Regions from separate parts of the Homo sapiens genome. Here region 1 is linked to region 2. A link is a loop called in an ENCODE intact Hi-C map of the cell type or tissue named here. Cell type or tissue: Calu3. All regions are shown on one strand. Each heading gives the region's core, and the rest is flanking DNA. Links, peaks and the distances in the headings are about the cores only. Region 1 holds the start of CFAP95 (cilia and flagella associated protein 95). Region 2 overlaps CFAP95 (cilia and flagella associated protein 95).

Region 1 (8,340 bases), core at 70-8,069, 58 kb before region 2:
ATTGCATGTTAGCACTTAATCAATGCTAGTTAGTGATAATGGCTTAAGGACAAGTAGATGCCAAATTGATTCACAGTCCAAATTAGAAGCACAGAGGAATCATACTCAAGGTTAAAATCATTCTAAAAAAGACTGTTGGTAGTTACAGTTACAGGAAAGGAAAGAAGATTGAAGTTTTGCTGAAGTTGATTCCTTTGAGAGTTGTGAGACATAAACTTATTCATATAAATTTTGGCTCTGGTTTCTAGATCTGATTATTTTTCTTTCATTTGATTTGTACCTGGGTTTTCAACAATAGATTCTGACTCCAAAATCCATACTACTTCTCAAAGTTGGAAGAAGAGAGGAAGGAAACAGAGAGACAGAGAGGAGGAGGAGAGGGAGAAATAGGGGAAGAAAGAAGAAAAGGAGTAGGACATGGAAAAGTAAGGGATGAGGGGGAAAGTGGGAAAAAGCAAAAGAAGAAGAGAGAGGAAGAGGGGAAAGAAAATAGGGATGGGGGGAGCTGGAGATGGGGAGGTCTGGTTCCTCACCAGCCCCAGTGTGTCCCCCAATCCCCCCTTTTCTGAGCAAGAACCTCTTATTCATTTTGACGTAGCAGGTGGACTCCAACTTTTTGTAAAGAATACTCAAAAGGAAAACCACAGATGTATATGTGAGTAACAGGAAGTCCCTATTCCTGGAGTAGTAAAAAAAAAAAAAACTATACAATCCTTGATTAGGACATCACTGCTTAGTTTTTAGTTTCTGAGTGCTATACAATTTAAACAGGAGTTTTTAATATATTTAAACTGTATTTGACATAGAGATAGTACAAATTAGTTTTCTTAAGCAACGTTAAATTCTTGTCTCTCAGCATAATTAAAAGACATTTGATAGAGAGAAGTAATTTTAATGGTGGGGGAAAACATGCTACTGGAGACTTTAGGAGATCCTGAGTAGGGGCTTTTCCAGGAATTGAGCACAGATCAAGACAGGAAGGGAAAGGAGATGGCAAAGAGGTTTGCCCCCACAGACGTTTGCATCTGGTTGGTTTACATCTGTTTTAGGTTTGCTGCCCTGTTCAGTTCTTGGCAATCTCTTCAGGAATCTGATAAAGCTAATAAGGAAATTTATTAGCATAAGCTCACTTCCTGAGTTGGCCTGCCTACACTTATCTTACAGAAAAGTCCCAATTCCTCCCCAACCTGAGCCCTAGTTTTCTCACCATAGGGATATTACAGCACGAAGGGATTAATATAAATAGAAGGCATTGCTTTAAGCTCTATACTTCAGTGGTTTGATAAAGTTTGAGGAAAACAGGGATAACTCAAGTATGTTGAGGATCAGTGATTTCACATTTAAAAAGTATAAAACTTACTTATAGTCTTGAAGAGAAAGGATTCTATAGGAATGCAAATTTATCGTTATCGCTGGTACCATATCCAAATTTCTTGCCTACATTTTTCTGATCCAGGCTATTAAATTTCATATTAAACTAGAATAAAAAAGATATTCATTAAAAAGAGCTTGTAAACAGATAAAGGTTGAAAACAGTGAGTATAGGAAACTCCACACAAAAAAACCCACCACATTTTAGGATATTTTTACAAATGATAAAGACAAAGTCAGGATGTAATAATACTAGCAGCAGAAGTTTAAATTTAAGTGAGGACTGAGCATCTATTAGGCACTGTTCTACCTGCTTTCAATGTATTTATTATCTTATGTAATTCTAATAAGAACCGTTGGCCGGGCGCAGTGGCTCACGCCTGTAATCCCAGCACTTTGGGAGGCCGAGATGGGCGGATCACGAGGTCAGGAGATCGAGACCATCCTGGCTAACACGGTGAAACCGCATCTCTACTAAAAAAATTCAAAAAATTAGCCGGGCGTGGTGGCGGGCGCCTGTAGTCCCAGCTAATCGGGAGGCTGAGGCAGGAGAATGGCGTGAACCTGGGAGGCGGAGCTTGTAGTGAGCTGAGATCGTGCCACTGCACCCCAGCCTGGGTGACAGAGTGAGACTCCATCTCAAAAAAAAAAAAAAACAAAACAAAAAAAAAACAAAAAAACCCTCTGCAATAAGTGCTGTTCTATTCCTATTTTATTGATAAAGAATCAAGAAACCAAAATTCTACAGTATGTATTGGTGTATACAAAGAGAATGGAATGCACATAAACTCGAGGATATCACAGAATTAGTATCCTAAATCCTAGGACAAGGATGTTGAAAAGTATTTAGTAGACACAGAAGACAATGAAGTTTATAAATTTGATACAAACAGGAAAGTGAGTATAACAAAAAGCATATTCACAAACTCTAATAGGTGGTTGGCTTGGCTTAAGGAACTCTAAAATAACCAGCTATGTTTGTTTTGCATGTTTTCTTAACTTATTGCTCCTTGGTGTGCTGAAAAGCTTTTAAATCTCTGTGGTACTTATGCACTGTGGAAAGAGCTTGGCCTTGGGCAGCTTCCATCTTTGAGAGAAATTGTCTGCAGAGATCTGACATATTGGTTTCACATATATTATGTTACCGCCACTCTAAACGTAAGTAAAATGAACACATGAACAGATGACAGCAATGATGATAATATTTTTGGAACAACAGCAATATTCTGTGCTTTGATTGGACAGAATTGAGCTTGACATGGATCATATTTCCCCTTTTAAAGTTAACTTATGTTTTTCTTTTCATTCTGCCTAGAAGAAAGCAGCTAAAATAGCAGTCAGCACTCTCCTAGCATTTGGCTGGTGATGGTGGACTGTTTATTTGGTTTTAAGAAATATATTTTAACTGTGGCTGTCAGTAAAATAGAGACCTTAGCATACCACAGGCACCCACACTATGAACCACAGACCACGGAAAAGCACTTAGTAGTTATATGTAATCAAATTTGTGCCATCTGATACAGAAGAGTGCCTCACTATTTATGGGAGCACTATAACACATCTTTTATAAACCGAGAATCTATTTGTAGTGTGAATGGTCTCTTACTCTGTTTTAAAGTTTGATTTTTTTGTGTAGATGTGGTCTTCCTCAAGTAAGACACTTTTGGAAAGTAAACCTAAGGTAATCAAACATAATGAACATTCATTCATTCATTCAACAATGAAGATATCTGTATTAAGGACTATGCTGGGTAAGTGATTGCAAGGAGGAAGTGCTTTAATGCCCCTCAGGTACTCGACTAAGGCCAGGGAGGAGAGAAGAATTCTGATGTGTTACATATTCTTTTCCTGCAAAGTCAAAAATGAAACAAACGTCTTTTCTTCTGTAACATATCTATCCAATAACTTCTTGAAGGCAATGTTTTCTTCTGTAACACAGCTATCCAATAACTTCAAAAGGCAATCTTTTTAAAATCTCCTTCCCACATATAACACACAGCACAAAAATGTGATGAATTTGTGTTGTCACGAAATATCAAAAATGTCAATGAGGAGAACTTGACAAGTCCCGGGGATCTGAATGCCCGGAGTCCTAAACTGTACCTAGAGTCTTGCAGCGTCATAGCCAGAAGGGACTTGCGATTCTTGTGCCCACTCCACTCTACGGTCCCGTTCCCTCTTTCGTTTTTCAGAGGAAGAAACTAGTGTTCAGAAAGGTAGGGGAAGGATCTGAAACTGGAGCTAGGCTTTTTGATCTTCAAACTTTTTAGGTGATTTGCTGGATGAGTCTGCTCCTCCTCTTTTGCAGGCAGGAAAGCTGTATAGAATGACAAACTTTGGGTTTCAGGGGATGTTCTCTCGTTCTCTTTTAGTTAAACTTATTATAAATAACTCGTAAGCAGAAGGTGTGGTGGCAATGGATGATGGACGGTAAAAAGAACTTCCCCAAAGGCTGGGCGCGGTGGCTCACGCCTGTAATCCCAGCAGTTTGGAAGACCGAGGCGGACGGATCACTTGAGTTCTGGAGTTCGAGACCAGCATGGCCAACATGGTGAAACCCTGTTTCTACTAAAAATACAAAAAATTAGCCGGGTGTGGTGGCGAGACCCTGTAATCCCAGCTACTTGGGAGGCTGAGGCAGGAGAATCGCTTGAACCTGGGAGGCGGAGGTTGCAGTGAGCCAAGATCGTGCCACTGCACTCCAGCCTGCCTGGGCGACAGAGTGAGACTCGGACACACACACACACACACACACACACACACACACACACACAAAAGAACTTCTCTAAAGACAGCCCGAACAGACCCACTCGGGGTTCAGGGAATTTGCTCTTCCCTTGGTCCTTAACTGACCTACCACTCCCCAATAACTGCGCTCAGCCACTCTTAGGATTTGGCGGGTGGACAGGCGAAACTGCGGATCCCAGGATGCAGTTCCCCCCTTCATCACCTGTGTAGCCCGGTCGCTACCCTCACTGCATTCTGGGAAATGTAGTTTCTTATCAGTAACGACAACGTCTAGGAAACGTTTGGCCGTCAGGTTGGAGGGATCCGCCCCTCCACTGGCCCCGCCCCAGGTTGCTTAGGAGATAAGAGACGCCGAATCTTGGTACTTACGTTCCTGCCGGGCAGGACAGGTGCATAGGGAACTCCTCAGAGGTCTGTACCTCGAGGGCTCCCATGGATAGCCTTGACAGATCCTGCCAGGACTGGTGCGACAGGAAGCAACACTGGTTGGAGATCGGACCACCGGACTTGGTGGAGCGCAAGGGCTCCCTGACCCTCCGCTCCCATCACAAGAAATACTCGAAGCCGGTGTTGGTGTATTCCTGGTGAGCGAAGTCCCCTCGCAAGTTCCCGGGTGCTGCGGGGAGGAAAGAGAGGGGAAAGGATGGAACAGGAAAGGAAAGGAGAGTCAGAGAGAGGGGACAGGAGTGGAGACGACAGAGGAAACGGAAAAAAGAATGAGAAAAGTGGGGGAGAAATGTAGAGAAAGAAGGAAATGAGAAGAAAGGTGAGAAAAAGATGAGACGAGAGAGGAATGGGAAGGAGGAAAAGAGAGAAAAGAAAGAAAAGGGAAAGAAATATTTTCAAAGGAGAAATAGAGAGAGTGGGAGAGAGGGTTGGAGCAGAGAGGAGGAAATAGGAGAGCCTTTCAGGGGCAGCTCCCAGCCACACACTGGGCCACGCAGCAGCCAAATCCCCGCCACCTGAGGTTTTAGCTCATTCACACAGAGCGGGTGTGTATAAATAGGGGGTGAAAAGGGGGTGCTGTCAGAGGCCTGGAAATCACATTTCTGACACAGGCACTTACTCATAAAAGGAATTAGAGGCCAGGGGCACAGCAGGAGGGAGATGCCTATTTAGAGGACCAGCCTCCAGGGCTGCCACTTCCTGGGGGTAGGGTGTACATGGAGTGATTTGAACGAGGCCCCTCATATTTTCTAGGCTACATACAAGAACTTTTCTGGCCAGAGACTGCAAACTGGCATCTCCCACTGGTTAAGGCCAACAGACATTGTTTGGCATGAGCTCTGTTTACTTTTTTTTTTTTTCATTTTAATTAGTTGGCCACATTTAAAACTAGGAGATTCACAGTAAATCCAGGGTTGTATCTTTGAAAATTTGAAAGTCTTGGCCAGAGAGGATTTTATTTCTCTGGGGAACTATGAATGTACCAGAGCTGAGCACTGGCTACACCTTAAGATGGGTGTTGTTCTGTCTTTAGGAACTTCCCTCGTGTAAGTTCTTGCTTGGCCCCAAGAAGCATTTGGTTTACTTCTTGTGCTTTAGAACTTGACCTGGAAATTCACTTTCTCTTATTAAATATCACAGTGACCAATAGCAACACTGTGATGTATAACTGGAAGAAAAGTGGAAACTTTTAGGACTTTTCAAATTCTTTCCCTTGAATTAACTTTCCTGGCTCTGCTGTTGATAGTAATTACATTTGGAGTGGTTGGAATATTTGGGAGGGGCGTGAAGAAAAAAAAGAAATGAAAAGAAGTCACAAATCTTGTCTACTTTATGTTTTTGCTTTTGAAAGAAATGAGTGATTTTGACTCTAGCCCTAAGGCTAAGCCCGACTTCATCCCATTCATTCATGTAATATATGCGACCCCTGCAGTTTCTGTCTTGCAAACTTTCTAAAGCCTATTCCCTGCTTTCCAACAAGTTTACCTTTCTGCTTTTACTTCTCAACCCTGAAACTGTCTCTCTTCCTCCTTTGAACTCAGTATGAGAAGTTATACAGATTTGGAATCCAAAACTACACTGGGAAACAGAACATCCTCTTTTAGCCTCATATAGGGCTTACCTCATAGCTCTCAAGCAAAACACTTAGCTCTTCTGTGACTCTGTTACCCCACAGAGATTTGAGTCATACCATAAATCACCACTAGAAGTTATTGTTAAAGAGAAAGACTTTTTGCAAAGGGACAGTGCTTCTGCTCTCTGCTGCACCACTATTACTTTGAAAATTGCATTGTGAAAGTTACAGACATCAATAGCAAAACCACAGAAGAACACAAATGAGAAGAAGGTGAGGAACCTGGTGAGGAGAGAAGGATAGTGGAACGCTGTAAGTCATTCCAGCCGCTGCTGAAAATATAGCGGGACCTCATGCGTTGGTTTTAGAAGGAAGGCTGGGGAACAGGAAGACTTAAATTCAACCCAACATACATTTGTGTGTCATGCACTTTGCTACATGTTGGGGACATAGAGGTAGAGAAACAGATTCAATGAGATAAATTTTATAAAGCATTTAGCATCATTCTAGGAAAATCATAAGTTGTCAATAATATAGGGTAGCTGTATGAGTACATTTTCATACAGCTATAAATAAATACTGGAGACTGGGTAATTTATAAAGGAAAGAGGTTTAATTGACTTACAGTTCAGCAGGTCTTGGGAGGCCTCAGGAAACTTACAACCATGGTGGAAGGCAAAGGCAAAGCAAGCACCTTCTTCACAAGGCAGCAGGAGAGAGAAGGGTGAAGGAGGAACTTCGAAACGCTGATAAAACCATCAAATCTTTTGAGAACTCACTCACTATCATGATAGCATGGGGACAACTGCTCTCATGATCCAATCACCTACCTCCCTTGACACATGGGGACTACAGGTCCCTCCCGATGTGGGGATTACAAATCAAGATGAGATTTGGGTGGGGACACAGAGTCAAACCGTATCAGTAGCTAACACTATTGATTTAGCATAGCATAATGGTTAAAACTCGGGCTCTAGGTTTGAAAACTAACTCTCTTGCTGTGTGTTGCGGCAAGTGACTTGACTGCTCTGGGCCTGTTTCTGCAACTGTAAAATGGGGATGATAGGATTATTATAAGATTACATGAGGTATGATATGTAAAACACCCTTTAACACATGGCCTGCCACATATTAAGAACAGTAGAAGTTAGTTTCGCTCACGTGCATTTGAAGAGACCACCAAACAGGCTCTGTGTGAGCAACAAGGCTGTTTATTTCACCTGGGTGCAGGCGGGCTGAGTCTGAAAAGAGAGTCAGTGAAGGGAGATAAGGGTGGGGCCGTTTTATAGGATTTGGATAGATAAAGGAAAATTACAGTCAAATGGGATTTGTTCTCTGGCGGGCAGGAGTGGGGGTCACAAGATGCTCAGTGGTGGAGCTTTTTGAGCCAGGATGAGCCAGGAGAAGGAATTTCACAAGATAATCTCATCAGTTAAGGCAGGAACAGGCCATTTTCACTTCTTTTGTGGTGGAATGTCATCAGTTAAGGCAGGAACTGGCCATCTAGATGTGTACGTGCAGGTCACCGGCGATATGATGGCTTAGTTTGGGCTCAGAGGCCTGACAGTTAGTTATATGTATTAGGACATGGCCATTGACCTCAAGGAGCTCCATAGGGCAGAAAAGGAGAATAATATCAATAAATTCAGTATCATCTGATTTTTGCAAAAAAGAAATGATTATAAGAAGCAGAGGTAATGGTGTGGTGGGGAGGTTGGTTCCTGAGCAGGGTTTTGAACTAAGGATAGGGACAAAAAAGAACAGGCAAGTGCAGTGGAATAGTAAAGAACAGCCCCACAGGAAACAGAATTCTTTTTCAATAGTTGACAAATACAGTTGATCCTTATTATTTCCGGATTCTGTGTTTGTAAATTCACCCACTTGCTACGATTTATTTGTAAGTCAAAATTAATACTTGATGCACTTTTGTGGTCATTTGTAGACATTCTCAGAGCGGAAAAAAGGCAAAAAAATTTGAGTTGCCCTACGTGCATGTTCCCAACTGAGGTCAAACAAAGCAAGCAACGCTCTGCCTTTTTGTTTCAGCTCTCATACTGTAAACAAGTATCCTTTTCATGTTCTATTTAATGCTTTTTTTTTTTTTTGCATTTCGTGCTTTTTGTTTGCTATATGGTAAAATGGCCCCTAAGCATCATGCTAAGCACAAGAAGACTGTGACACACCTTACAGAGGAAATGCAT
Region 2 (8,340 bases), core at 254-8,253:
GACTTCAGAGATGACTGGACTCAGGACTAAAAAAAACCTGGGATTCTCTTCCTGTTGGCTTTATTCCCTCCCGCTGAGGACCAACTTCTTCCACCGGCTGGAGGATATTACATCTCTCAGTTACTGTCACGGGAGAGTGAGTGCCCCTTTTCCAGTAGTTTCTATTAAGAAAAGGAAATCCCAAAGAGGGCCCTGATCAGACTGGTATTTGGACCTAAGAGCCACGAGTAGGGATGGGAGCTGTAAAGCAGAGCCACCTGGCACAGGCTTGTTCCTGCTGGTTCCAGATAATGACTTAAATCACTGTTGGCTGTCAGTAAGTCCGGGTTGGTGGATTGACATTGATGTAGTCCAGCTCTGCTTCCAGAACCAGGGGGATCTGTTTGTAAACCAGGATACCTCTTCCCCAAGACAATGCCTAGAAATAATGCCTCTGTTGTTTTTCTGACCTCTTGCTTCCTGGAGTTTCTCTGAAGGGCATTTCTCTTAATGGACTTGTTCTTTTTGCTACAGCTAATATCTAGAGGAATATCCATGTTGATTTCCCATATTTTTATTCTCAAAAGACCACCTTATTTCAAATTTGGGGAGCACATAATGTACTCTCTATCACTTAAAAATTGATTGTTGCCCTGTTTTTTGGATTTTTTTTTTAAGGGGGTGAGGGAAGGAGAAGGCAATCACAAAGAGTTGGTGAGTAATTGGCTGAAAGTCATCATTCAATATTATAAAAGTTTCCATTTTGTTCCACAATGCCTTTTTAGAAAGATAACTGAATGTTTTAATCTTTCACCTGTATTTACTTTGCATACTCAGTGTAGTTAATCTATATCTCTTTATATTCTAATTTTATTTTTATTGATTTAAATATTCAATGAATGTTTCTCATTGCCTACTTTGTATCAGACTCTGTGCTGGGAGGTGATAATAAGGAGAGGCAAAAGGGCTCAATTAGGAGGGATAGGTTTCTATCTGCTTTACACGAGTGGAGAGATACCCAAAAGCTGACCTGCAGGACAGTTCTACCCAAAGCAACTCTCCAGTGTTCTGCTGGGGTTCCTGATAAGCATATCATTTGAGTCATAACTTTGAGTAGGAAGAGGGTAGGGAAGCAAGTTCACTGTTGTCTATTAACACAAACATATTTTAAGATTATGGAATATTTTCATTATCTAAAATACTCTTCAAACATCCATCTACTCATTACCCAGTTATAATGTAAGTTAATATTTTTACTATACATGCTTCAATGTTTTTAAAGAAATGGTTTATCATGATTTATATGGCCATTCAATATATCCATTTTCTTGCAGGACATTAGCTTCCAAATTTTCACTATTACAAATAAGGCCACAGTAACTGTCATTATACACATCTCCTTGAATATATATGTAAGAGTTTCTTTATACACCATAAATATTACAATTATAAATCACCAATTCGCAATAACATTTTTTAAAAAAGAGTTTTCTTTATACTCAGAATTGTTGGGTAATAAGACATATGCACCTTCAATTTTGCAAGATATTGCCACTAGTTTTGCTTGAACATATTTATTGTTTCATATCCTTATAAATAGGGATTTTTAATTTTTATCAATCTAATAGATATTACATGGCATTTCATTGTTGTTTTACTTTGCATTTCACTAATTACTAAATTTGATTTGCAAGAGTTTTAAAGGCTGGGCACAGTGGCTCAGGCCTATAATCCCAGCATTTTGGGAGACCAAGGCAGGTGGATCTCTTGAGGCCAGGAGTTCAAGACCAGCCTGGCCAACATGACAAAACCCCATCTCTACTAAAAATACAAAAATTACTTGGGCCTGGTGATGCATGCCTGTAGTTCCAGCTACTTGGAAGGTTGAGGCAGGAGAATTGCTTGAACCTGGGAGGCAGAGGTTGCAGTGAGCCATGATTGTGCCACTGCACTCCAGCCTGGGGATGACAGAGTGAGATTTTGTCTAAAAAGAAAAAAAAAAGAGTTTTAAAAAATTAATTCTGTTATTAATCCTCTTTTGGTTAGATTTATTTTATTGATCCTCTTTTGGTTAGATTTATTTCATTTTATTTTACTATTTTTTTGAGATGGAGTCTTGCGCTGTCTCCCAGGCTAGAGTGCAATGGCGCAGTTTTGGCTCACTGCAACCTCCGCCTCCTGGGTTCAAGTGATTCCCCTGCCTCAGCCTCCCAAGTAGCTGGGACTACAGGCACCCGCCAGCACGCCTGGCTAATTTTTGTATTTTTAGTAGAGACGGGGTTTCACCATGTTGGCCAGGCTGGTCTCAAACTCCTGACCTCAAGTGATCCACCTGCCTTGGCCTCCCAAAGTGTTGGGATTACAGGCATGAGCCACTGCACCCAGCCTTTTGGTTAGATTTATAATAAACATCTTCTTCCAGTCTATGACTTTTCTGAAAACTTTGTTTATAGTATCTTTTGATCAACAGAAGTTTTAATTTACAATTTAGTCAAGACCTAAATATGAAATGTCAAATTCTAAAATTTTAGAAATTTCATATATAATGCATACATATATACGTAATATACATGTAATTATATATGCTTATATGTAATATTTTTATAAGACTAAAGGTTTAGCCCAGCATCACGTGACTCACTCTTTCCTCACTAACTTGTAAGGCCATTTCCATCATACACCAAATTCCTATATTTAAGCAGTTCTGCTTCTAGGCTTTACATTTTCTCAATTGGTCTATTTTTATACTGACTCTCTTTGGCACTTCATAGAGTCATATGACTATTAGGATTTGTTTGTCAAGTTCTACAAAACACCTTATTGGTGTTTAGATTGGAAGTGCTTTAAATTTTTTGGATGGAATAATTGCTATCATTATATCCACCATTCCACACGTACATAAATTATTTTACGTTTTTCCACAACATTTTGTATTTTCCCCATAAATGACTTGTATATCTTCTGTTACATGTATTCTTATAGGAAACAGATATTTTGTTGCAAGTATAAATGGGATTTTCCTCCTTTGATTATGCTTTCTAATTTCTTGTTGCAGGTATATGGCTATGCTATTTTTGTATATTGATCTTTTATCCAACAACCTTGCTGAAACTTGCCTATTGTTATAATTTGTAGATTCTCTTGTATTTTTAAAAATGTAAACAACTTTGTCATCCATGGAAGATGATGATTTTGTTTCCTTTATTCCAATTATGCTATTTGCTAATGTTGATTTTGCTTGTCTTTCTTGTTTTACTGCATTTTCTAGGCTCTCTAGTGCATTATTGAATAGAAATGCTAATGGAGGACTTCTGTGACTGGGACTATTTCAGGGGGAGAATTTTCATGAGCTTAGTTTTTATTCTTCTTTATTGTGTTCTTCTCATAGTAATGTTGCCTTGTTCTGTTCATTTAAAGTATGATGGATTTTCCTGGACTAGCAGCAATCATAGATAATTCTATCCAGGAGGAATGAAAACTTTGGGCAGTTTGCTCAATATCCTAGTTCAAGAGTGCCCTCTTCAGTTCTAACAGTGAAGTGAGGCTTATTTAATTAATGACACGTTTCTGGGGTGGTGAAACATAGGAGGGAGTGATGTTTACTGATAATCGTGATACTACCTTACAGCCCTAGGATCCTTATTTTCTTGTGTTTTATTTCTCATTTTTCTTTACCTTCTAGTTGTACTGCTCCTTCCCAGAAGCAGTGTCTTCCCAAGACTATAACTGTGGTCCTGGATACTTCCTTGAAAAGTCATGCTTCAGATCTTCTGGTCTTAGACTTGTTCTTACGATTTCCTCATCAGGGAAGGGCGTTCTCCTTCTGTGGGTGCTGTCCTCTGTGTTTCACCCCTGCTAGAGACTTGCCACCTCTCCTGTCTTCCATATAATCCCTGCCTGATTCTGTTTCAGCATGGGCTCTGATTTGGCTCTACGGATTCTGGACTGTTCTACCTACATGTAAATCCAAGTTTGTGGTATTCCCTATCCTTCACTATGCTCTACCTCTGGGCAATTGTGAAGTTTTATTTGCTTTACTGTTGACCTGTATGGTTTTGGAGGATGTATGTAGAGATTTGGATTTAAGGAACCAAAGGGTTGAGAAATGTGTGTTACAATCTTCCTGCATAAATGTGGATTTGTCATTTTATTTCTGTGATTCTGGTCTATTTTTGTCTTACGTATTTGTATTGGGCTGTTCTTGCATTGCTATAAAGAAATCCCTGAGACTGGGTAATTTACAAAGAAAAGAGGTTTAATTGGCTCACAGTTCTACAGGCTTTATAGGAAACATGGTGCTGGCATCTGCTCAGCTTCTAGGGAGTCCTCAGACAGCTTTTACTCATGGCAGAAGGTGAAGGGGGAGCAGGCACATCGCATGGCAGAAGCAGGAGCAAGAAAGAGAGTTGGGGGGCAGGAGCTACACACTTTTATATGACCAGATAGTGCGAGAACTCACTCACTATTATGACGATGGCACCAGGCCATGAGGGATCTGCCTCCATGACCCAAACACCTCCCCCCAGGCCTCACCTCCAGTATTGGGAATTACAATTCAACATGAGATTTGGGCAGGGACAAATATCCAAACAGTGTCAATATTCTATATGTTGTTAGGTTTATTGACATAAGATTGTTATATACTTTCTTGGTGACTTGCTCTTTTAATCAGTAGATAATGATCTTTGTAACTAGTAATTTTTGCTCAAAGTCTCTTACATAGGATGTTATTATAAGAATTCAATTTCCTTTGGTTAATATTTGCTATTGTTGACCAAAAGATCACCAGGATGGCTAAATAGTAGAAAGGAGAGCTTTATTGGAGATATTGGTTTGGAAGCTGGGAAGAGAAAGTCTCCAGCATGGACGAGGGGAAGCACAGTTTGGGTTTTATGCCTCACAGGGCCTGAATCATGCATATTCAGGAGGTTCGGGGGGAAAAGCTATACGTATTTATGAGGGAGCTGTGCGCATATGTAATGGATAAATATGCATATGACATACATCCTACGTTCACTTTGGGACTGGGTTTTAACATTAAAATGAGGTGGAATTTGGCTTTATCAAAGGGTGAACTTTAGGACACAAAGACAGTTTATGCACAGCCTCTATCAGCTGGCTGAAACTGTTTAAAGGTCTGCAATTGCTTATCAGAGAAGAAAGTTTGTAAGGCCAGTCCTTTATCCAATTAGAGTCATAGTGGTTTGGATCGTAAGTCAGAATTAGGACAATTGGCCTGATATCTCCTATTGTTAGGATATTTAGTGAGAATTTAGAAATTTGCCATGCCAAACCATCCCTGAATCCCCAACCCATAGGTAACTTTTTGTTTTTTTTTTAACCTTAGGTTCTGTCTTAGTTGATAAAGGGGCATCTATTTTGGTCTCTCACATCACACTGTATATACTTTTATATATTTTTGTTTGTTTTGGTTTATTTTTTATTATTTTATGTTTAATTTTTGTGGGTACATAGTAGGTGTATGTATTTATAGAATACATGAGATTTTGGTACAGGCATGCAATGCATAATAATCACATCATGAAAAACTGGGTATCCATCCTCTCAAGCATTTATCCTTTGTGTTACAAACAATCCAATTATACTCTTTTAGTTATTTTAAAGTGTACAATTAAATTACTATTGACTATAGTCCCCACGTTGTGCTATTAAATACTAGGTCTTACTCATTCTCTCTATTATTTTTTGTACCCATTCACCATCCCACCTCCCCACTATGCCATCCCTTCCCTGCCCTGACTATCCTTCCCATCCTCTGGTAACCATCCTTCTACTCCCTATGTCCATGAGTTCAGTTGTTTTGGTTTGTAGATCCCTCAAACACGGTGAGAACATGTGATATTTGTTTTTTTTGTGCCTGGCTTATTTCACTTAACATAGTGATCTCCTGTTCTATCAATGTTGTTGCAAAAGACAGAATCTCATTCTTTTTAATGGCTGAATAGTGGTTCATTGTCTATAAGTACCACATTTTCTCTATCCATTCACCTGTTGATGAATTCTTAGGTTACTTCCAAATCTTGGCTATTGTGAACAGTGCTGCAACAAACTTGGGAGTGCAGGTATTTCTTTGATATACTGATTTCCTTTGTTTTGCATATATACCCAGCAGTGGGATTGCTGCATCATATGATAGCTCAATTGTTAGCTTTTTGAGGAACCTCCAAACTGTTCTCCATAGTGGTTGTACTAATTTACATTCTTACAACAGTATATAAGGGTTTCCTTTTCTCCACATCCTCACCAGCATTTGTTATTGCCTGTCTTGTGGATATAAGCCATTTTAACCGGCATGAGATGATATCTCATTGTAGTTTTGGTTTGCATTTCTCTAATGATCAATGATGTTGAGCACCTTTTCATATGCCTATTTGCCACTTGTATGTCTTCTTTTGAGAAATGTCTATTCAAATCTTTGGCCCATTTTTTGATAGGATTATTAGATTTTTTTTTTCCTGTAGAGTTGTTTGAGCTCTTTATATATTCTGGTAACTAATCCCTTGTCAGATGGGTAGTTTGTAAATATTTTCTCCAATTCTGTGGGTTATCCCTTCGCTTTGTTGATTGTATCCTTTGCCATGCAGAAGATTTTTAACTTGATGTGATCCCATTTGTCTACTTTTGCTTTGGCTGCCTGTGCTTGTGGAGTATTGCTCAAGAAGTCTTTGCCCAGACCAATGTCCTGGAGATTTTTCCCAATGTTTTCTTGTAGTAGTTTCATAGTTTGAGGTCACAGATTAAAGTCTTTAATCCATTTTGATTTGATTTCTGTATATGGTGAGAGATAGGGGTCTAGTTTCATTTTCTGCATATGGAAATCCAGTTTCCCCAGCACCGTTTGTTGAAGAGACTGTCTTTTCTCCAGTGTCTGTTCTTGGCACCTTTCTCAAAAATGAATTCACTGTAGGTGTGTGGATTTGTTTCTGGGTTCTGTATTCTGTTCCATTGGTCTGTGTGTCTGTTTTTATGCTAATACCATGCTGTTTTGGTTACTATAGCTTTGTAACATAATTTGAAGTCAAATAATGTGACTCTTGCAGTTTTGTTCTTTTGGCTCAGGATAGCTTTGGCTATTCTGTGTCTTTTGTTATTCCATATACATTTTAGGATTGTTTCTTCTATTTCCATAAAAGATGTCATTGGTATTTTGATAGGGGTTGCATTGAATCTGTAGATTGCTCTGGGTAATATGGACATTTTAACAATATTGAGTTTTCCAAGCCATGAACATAAAATATTTTTCCATTTTGTGGTGTTCTCTTCAATTTCTCTCATCCATGTTTTATAGTTTTCATTGTAGAGATCTTTCACTTCTTTGGTTAATTCCTAGGTATCTAATTTTATTTGTGGCTATCGTAAATGGGATTAGGTTTTTTTTAAATTTCTTTTTCAGATTGTTCCCTGTTAACATATAGAAATGCCTTTTTTTTTTTTGAGACCGTCTTGCTCTGTCACCCAGGGTGGAATGCAGTAGTGTGATCATGTCTCACTGCAACCGCTGCCTCCCAAGTTCAAGCAATTCTCCTGCCTCAGCCACCTGAATAGCTGGGATTAGAGGTGTGTGCCACCACACCTGGCTAATTTTTGTATTTTTGTAGAAGCTGGGTTTCACCATGTTGCCCAGGCTGGTCTTGAACTCCTGGCCTCAAGTGATCCACCCACCTGGCCTCCTAAAATGCTGGGGGCATGAGCCACCATGCCTGATCTGCCACTGATTTTTGTATGTTGATTTTGTGTCCTGCAACTTTACTGAATTTGTTTATCAGTATAGTTTCTTTGGTGGTCTTTAGGATTTTCTAAATATAAGATCATGTCATGTGCAAACAAGGATAATTTGACTTCTTCCTTTCCAATTTGGATGCCCTTTATTTCTTTTTTTTGTCTAATTGCTCTAGCTAAGATTTCCAGTACTATGTTGAATAACAGTGGTGAAAGTGGCCATCCTTGTTGTATTTCAGATTTTATAGGAAAGGCTTTCAGTTTTTCTGCATTCAGTATGACACTAGCTGTGGGTCTGTCATATAAAGCTTTCATTATGTTGAAGTATGTTCTTTCTATACTCAATTTTTTGAGGATGTGTATTATAAAGGGATGTTGAACTTTTATCAAATACTTTCTCTGCATCAATTGAAATGACTGTATAATTTTTATCCTTCATTCTGTTGATATGATGTATCACACTGATAGATTTGCACAGGTTGAACCATCCTTGTGTCTCTGGGATAAATCCTGCTTGGTCATGATGAATGATTTTTTTAACGTGTTGTTGAATTTGGTTTGCTAGTATTTTATTGAGGATTTGTGCATCAATATTCATTAGAGATACTGGCCTGTAGTTTT

What was found. Hi-C counts contacts between places; a loop is a spot of excess contacts. Peaks named below come from ENCODE experiments on the same cell type or tissue, not always from the same donor. Only the 100,000 strongest peaks of a DNase experiment are listed, where the experiment ranks them.
Region 1: it touches region 2 in a loop (4-fold over the local background); 17 of 110 quality-filtered maps call a loop at or near these places.

What each region holds. Positions count from the first base shown.
Region 1 is chr9:69,816,329-69,824,668 of GRCh38, forward strand. It overlaps CFAP95 (cilia and flagella associated protein 95), which reads left to right and starts at 4,489. Exons shown (of 6, transcript NM_001010940.3): 1 at 4,489-4,703. The coding sequence starts at 4,552. CFAP95-DT (CFAP95 divergent transcript) reads right to left here and starts at 4,411. Exons shown (of 2, transcript NR_038833.1): 1 at 4,322-4,411; 2 at 3,077-3,939. RefSeq lists a silencer at 4,405-4,464. In Calu3, for the core only: no CTCF peak of the experiment used is centred there; a DNase peak (open chromatin) is centred at 4,403.
Region 2 is chr9:69,874,569-69,882,908 of GRCh38, forward strand. All of the region lies in intron 4 of CFAP95 (cilia and flagella associated protein 95), which reads left to right. Among named protein-coding and RNA genes, the nearest start is that of CFAP95, 58 kb to the left of the region's middle. In Calu3, for the core only: a CTCF peak has its summit at 3,523 (motif pointing left); no DNase peak of the experiment used is centred there.